Linked DNA regions of Homo sapiens: region 2 is linked to region 1. Evidence: chromatin loops called from intact Hi-C (ENCODE). Cell type or tissue: mammary epithelial cell. All regions are shown on one strand. Each heading gives the region's core, and the rest is flanking DNA. Links, peaks and the distances in the headings are about the cores only. Region 1 has its middle 430 kb from the start of ADGRL2. Region 2 has its middle 530 kb from the start of LINC01362.

What was found. Peaks named below come from ENCODE experiments on the same cell type or tissue, not always from the same donor. Only the 100,000 strongest peaks of a DNase experiment are listed, where the experiment ranks them.
Region 2: it touches region 1 in a loop (4-fold over the local background); 2 of 110 quality-filtered maps call a loop at or near these places.

What each region holds. Positions count from the first base shown.
Region 1 is chr1:82,224,908-82,227,833 of GRCh38, reverse strand. No RefSeq gene overlaps it. Among named protein-coding and RNA genes, the nearest start is that of ADGRL2, 430 kb to the right of the region's middle. In mammary epithelial cell, for the core only: no CTCF peak of the experiment used is centred there; DNase peaks (open chromatin) are centred at 1,513 and 2,203; H3K27ac peaks cover 1,554 bases.
Region 2 is chr1:82,376,017-82,378,942 of GRCh38, reverse strand. No RefSeq gene overlaps it. Among named protein-coding and RNA genes, the nearest start is that of LINC01362, 530 kb to the left of the region's middle. In mammary epithelial cell, for the core only: a CTCF peak has its summit at 1,277; a DNase peak (open chromatin) is centred at 1,542.

The DNA of each region.
Region 1 (2,926 bases), core at 206-2,705:
CCAGGCAGCTATTCACTAAATGAATCTTTCCAGAAAAAAACTAAGAATGCTTTTATACACAAAGTTAGAGCAAGTGAGAGAGAGAGAAACACATGTAGGTCTATAAGACTTTCCTGGGATGACTTTATAATATTTCCAATCTGCAGAAATGTTTTGGTTGCTTCTAATCTGAAAGGACTTCTATTGTTTTCCAGCCTTTCAGTATACTTTGGAAAGGAACCATGACCTGAGGTACTGTTGTCTTTGGAGATTAAGAGAAATGCAGTTCTCTGCTATCGTTCTTCAGATCCTCTCCAATTATAACCAGTTGCAGGCAGTTATGTGTGGCCTTTGCAGCTTGGTGACTACTAAATAATTGGAGTTGAGATGTCAAATGTTTCCCTAATGAGCTCAAGGTCCAAAGTAAACCATGAACTGAAATCACAATAGTGACACATTTCAATGTTTCTGTTTCTCAAGATGGGTGAGAGCTGTTATGTCCCCAAAAGCATGGGCATGATTGCTTTGTGGCAGGGGATGTGGGGGAAGAAAGAAAGAAAAAATAAGGATAAAGAAGAAAGGAGTCTTTCTCTGTAATACATTAAGAGGATTATCATTTTTAAATTGTTATTTCTTTCACTTAGGTTTAGAAATTCAGCCCTAGAATTACTGATTCTAAACATTCCTAATTCTATTCAAATCAAAATAAATGTAGAAAGATGGAGAAAAAAGGATTCTTTGGAAAACAAAACAATACTATAAGCCGTCATCAGAAATGACTAGCATATTGGTGGAAGCTTTGCTATTTTTGACCAAGGGGTATCTGGCACCTCGAGTCACAGATAAACACAGGTGTTGCTTATAAACACAGCCAAACTCCATCCCCCAGTGAATGTTCCAGGTTGCCGCCTGCTCTGTCATGCTGGGGTGAAGGTGAACCAAAGAGTGCCACAACTCCCAGGGTGAATGACTCCGACTGCAGAAAACTTCTCTTCTAAATAAGTAGTTAGACCTGAACAAAGATATTGGTGGTGCTTGCTACCCTAAAATTTTTAAAACTACTACGGTGATTAAGGTCTGTCATTATCAGAAAGGAGCCAGAGTCTCACAGCTTCGGTTAAAGGTCTATTTTGAGAGTTCACTGGAGGGGGACGTCAACTTTCTACTGCTTGATCTTATCTTCAAATCATGACACCACGATAGCAAGAATGTGGGCATTTTATTTTTTTATATATATTTTTTATTATACTCTAAGTTCTAGGGTACATATGCACAACATGCAGGTTTGTTACATATGTATACATGTGCCGTGTGGGCATTTTAAATTGGCATATTACATTAGAAAATAACTTTACACATTCACTCTTTATTGAAATAATCATTATCAGCAAACTGTTATATGGTGAACACCGCTATTTGAATTATGTTTTACTAAACAAAAGCCTTCCAGTCCTTTGAAACAACATGTTGGCCTGGGAGCAGTTTCTGCCTCACTATTTGGAGTGTGGACATGTTTGTGCTTGTCTCTTCTATTGCTTTGGGGATTTTCCCAATGTAAATCCTCTTGGGACTCAACTCTCCAGCTCTGTACAGATGTACTGCAACTGACTCTTTGTTTAAGATCCTGTATCCAGGTTTTTTTTTTTTTTAAACAGGAGTAGAAAGATTAGACACACTTCTAGGGGACCTATTGTGCATTGTGAGCACTGCATGCTTAATTGCAAAAAGGAAAAACAAAAAAACCAACAACCCAACTGCTTAATTTATGGATATCAGCAACAGGGCCAGTAATTTCGACATGGAAAGGGGAACTCTCATTATTCATAAAGTTGGCAAGAGTTTCTTCTGAATTTCAGACTGAACAAGAATCTCTTTGTTTTTCTCCAATTACTTTTTCAAACAAGCAAATTGAGTGCTCGTGGAAGGTGCTTGTTTTCCTAAATGAAGTCCTCTATTTCACCAATGAACAGGTGCAGCAGAGGCAGTGTCATTTAAGGTGTTAAAAACTTCCCCAAATTCCACTAGTATGCCTTAAGCTTAATCCAGATGCTCTATTTCTAGAGATCAATAAAGTTGAGCCTCTGTGGCCCTATCACTCTTGGTCTATTTTAGAACATTACCAGTAAAACCACCAATTTCAGTGGTGATTTTTCAGAATCAGCTGGGCCTGGAAATACACACATTACTTCTCCAACGTATTGCCTCATATAATTTTGACTCATTTCCTTCTTTACTTGGCCCAGAGCCATTAATATAGTAGAGACTGCTCAATGCCCTCCAACTAAAACAGAAAGTGTGCATTGTGGATGGTGTGGCAAAGCCAGTGCCAACAGCTCTCATCTTGGCCTTGCCTTAATTTTCTCCCAGTTCTCTTTCTGACCTCTCCTTTGACAGAATACACCCTTTGCCCACATAACAATAAATATTTTGTGGGATGGCCCAGGGATAGCAAAGAACCAAAATGAGCTCTATCTTGTGCCACACAGTCTTTCTAGAACACTATGAGAATTCAGTGGCAGTTTTTCACAAAGCTGTCTTCAGAGTCCCAAGACTTGGGGACCTTTTTCAGATAAGACTGCAGTGGAATAAGAAGTAAATTGCTATCTCAGAAATTAAATTCTCTTGGGTGGGATCCAAAAGGATTTGCTTTAATTATGAAAGTATTTTCAGAGGCAAATAGTCTTAAAGTGAAGTTTCAATGGACTGCAAACAGATTATCTTTAGCATGAAACATCTTAAGAAGATGAAGTCATGAGAAGTACCTGTTCAGCAAAAAGTAAAAGGAGTCCAAAGAAAATATATACACATGAGACTGGGCATGGTGGCTCTTGCCTGTAATCCCAGCACTTTTGGAGGCTGAGGCAGGTAGATCGCTTGAGGTCAGGAGTTCCAGACCAGCCTGGCCAAAATGGTGAAACCTGCCTCTACTAAAAATACAAAAATTAGC
Region 2 (2,926 bases), core at 295-2,794, 150 kb before region 1:
AGCTTTTGCTCACTGATTCAAGCCATCTGCTATTGGAAATTTTAACTCCTTTTCTGCAAAAGTATATCGACTCCAATGCTTCTAAGAAATTTCCCATGTTCCACATAGTGTCCTGCACATGCAAAACTCTCCTGTTTCCTATTTACCTGGTAAAATCACTCATTTTGGTGCCTGCATGCCAGCACAGTACTTGTTTGTGACCTAACTCTTCTTTCAATTTCTCTAACTTTTCAAACAGTCACATTAGTGCTTGGTTGTCTCTTTCATTTATGTTTTTAAAATTGTGAATTTCAGGTGTTGTTATTACCATTTACCTTCCACCTATGCTTTCAGTTTTCTTTATTTCACATAAAGAAAAGATGTTCCTTTGAGAGGGTCATTCTGGAGTAGTCATAACATCTTATTTTGCTGGTGAGAATGTTTATAAGAAAGCAGTTGCTGTTATTCAAACAAGAACAACTCACTTCTTATGCCATGGATTATAGCATGGGTGACAAAATCTGACAATGTATAAGAATCACTGGGGACAATAACCTCATACTCACATCTTATTTTGTTTCCTTAAGAATTGTTCCATGCCTGTTAGGTGTATTTGTTATTTTTTGAGAGTTTTTTGCTTTAGGCCACCATATAGAAGCACACTTTTACATGCTGAGCATTCACCAGTAGATGTACACAAATCACAGATGGCATCCAATCGCATAACTGTATGTAATTTTACCTTTAAATCTCTCATAATATCTTCAGCTAGGGAATGAAAAGAAGAAATAAAATTTTACTGTAAATATCATGGTCACTCATAGTCTCAAATAACTAGTCTGTTTTTTTAAAAATTACATTTAAAAGGGATCAAGAAAGAACCTCCAATTTTGGTTAGGATTCAGAAAGTTATAAGGTACCATTTTTCCCACCTTATCAATGAGCCAGTTAAATTACAAAGTCATAGATTATAAACCAATAAGAGAACTGAGGAAAAATACAATTTCAGAATGTGATGAATTTTAGGGAAGGAAACTGATAGCTGTTTACAGTGCTGTTGGAGAGGCAGAGGAGTTTTAAAAAGATGAAACAGCAAAACTTTTACAAACTCATAATGACCACATGTGGGCTAGTGTGAGAGATTAGAATCACTAGAAAGTACAGCGTGAATCTGCATCTCCTTGCCAACACTTTCCCATGACACCTCACTAAGCACATGGATGCAACACCCCAAGGGCCAGAGCAAGACAGGAATTTTGACAGCTCTCCTCCTGTAATTTGTAGGGCTCCCCTAGTGTTAGTCAGTGGCAAGGTGGAATAAGAAAGCTAAGGGGAATCTCTCTGGGGTACACCATGAGCCTTCATATAGTAAAGTCACTGAATAAAAAAAAAATCCGAGAAAGGGTAGCAGAACTGAAAAAAAAAAAAATTTTTTTTCAGGACACTTTGAACTTTGACCTGGCATAACGCAGAGGTCTTCCAAAAGTCAATGCAAGGAGACAGAGTAGAGGGAGTTACTCCTAAGGTAAAGAATGCCAAGGGTGAAGCTGGTATGAAAAGAGAACTCATGAGTCACTGACAAAACAAGCAGCTGAGCTGTAAAGGAGCGAGAGACTGCCTCAATTTGTACAGCTAGTAGCCAGACTCTAATGCATAAAGAAATCTCTGGAGTCCGTCAGACATTTGAAGCTAGTGATGATTTGCACCTAACTAAAACTACCACAAAGTCCAAACTCACCTCAATTATCTGATTAGTAATAATCACTGGACACTCCAGCAGCCTGATAGAAGGGCATATGTCATTTTGGGGAAAATAAATATTTATTTCAGTCTCTAGTGTTAAATATAATTAGAAATTATGAGACATGCAAAGAATCAAGAAAATGTCACCTACAATTAAGAGAGGATACAATAGAAGCAGATCTAGAAATGTTGCAGGTGTTGGCATTATGAGATAAGGATTTTTAAATGCTATGTTCTTGTATTTAAATATGCTAAAGAACTTTAGGGAAAGGTAGGCAACATGCATGAACAGTTGGGGAATTTAACCAGAGAGAAGGGAACCAAAGAAACTCAAATGGAAATACAAAAAGGTATCAGAAATAAACAATATTTAACAGTGAGCTACACATAAGACTTGAAACAGGATTGGAAATAATCAGTGAAGTTGAATATAAGTTTATAAATTGTCTAAACTGAAATTCAAAGAAAAAATAAATGGAAAATCAAAACTTGGTATATAAGATATGTGTAACAATATTAAAATCTTAACTGGTCTATCATAAGAATAATTAGAATCTAAGAGAGAAAGAGGGAAGTGGAGCAGAAGAAATATTTGACTGAGAAAGAAATGATTGAGAATTTCTCAAAGTCAAAGAAAGACATCAATCCTAGGATTCAAAAGTAAAGCAATCACCAAGCAAGATAAATTTAAAGAAAACCATACTTAGGCACTACATAGTCAGGATTGTGAAAATCAAAGAAAAAGAGAAAACAATCCAAAGTGGGATGTATTACATATTAAGAAATAATGAGTGATTGATGGCTGACATCATCAGAAAAAAAAATGAGACCAGAAGGAAGTTGAGCAACATATTAAAAGAACCTAAGGAAAGGAAAAATTTATCCTAAAATTATATATCCAATAAAATTCAACAATTATGAAGGCGAAATAGAGATATTTTTAAACATTTAGAAAGAAGCTGAGAAAATAAATTTTCAGCCAAACTGCCCTACAATTAATGCTAATAGAAGTCTCCAAGCTAAAGAAAATTAATAACAGAGCAAAGATCAGGAATAAAAACTAAAAACAACAGAGAGAGTAAATATAAAGGCAAAGATAAGACTTTTGTTTAAAAGGCTATCAATGATTTCTAGTAAAAATAATAACAATGTGTACATAAGTAAAATACATGACAACCCAGGAGGAAATGGTAGGGAGGGGACA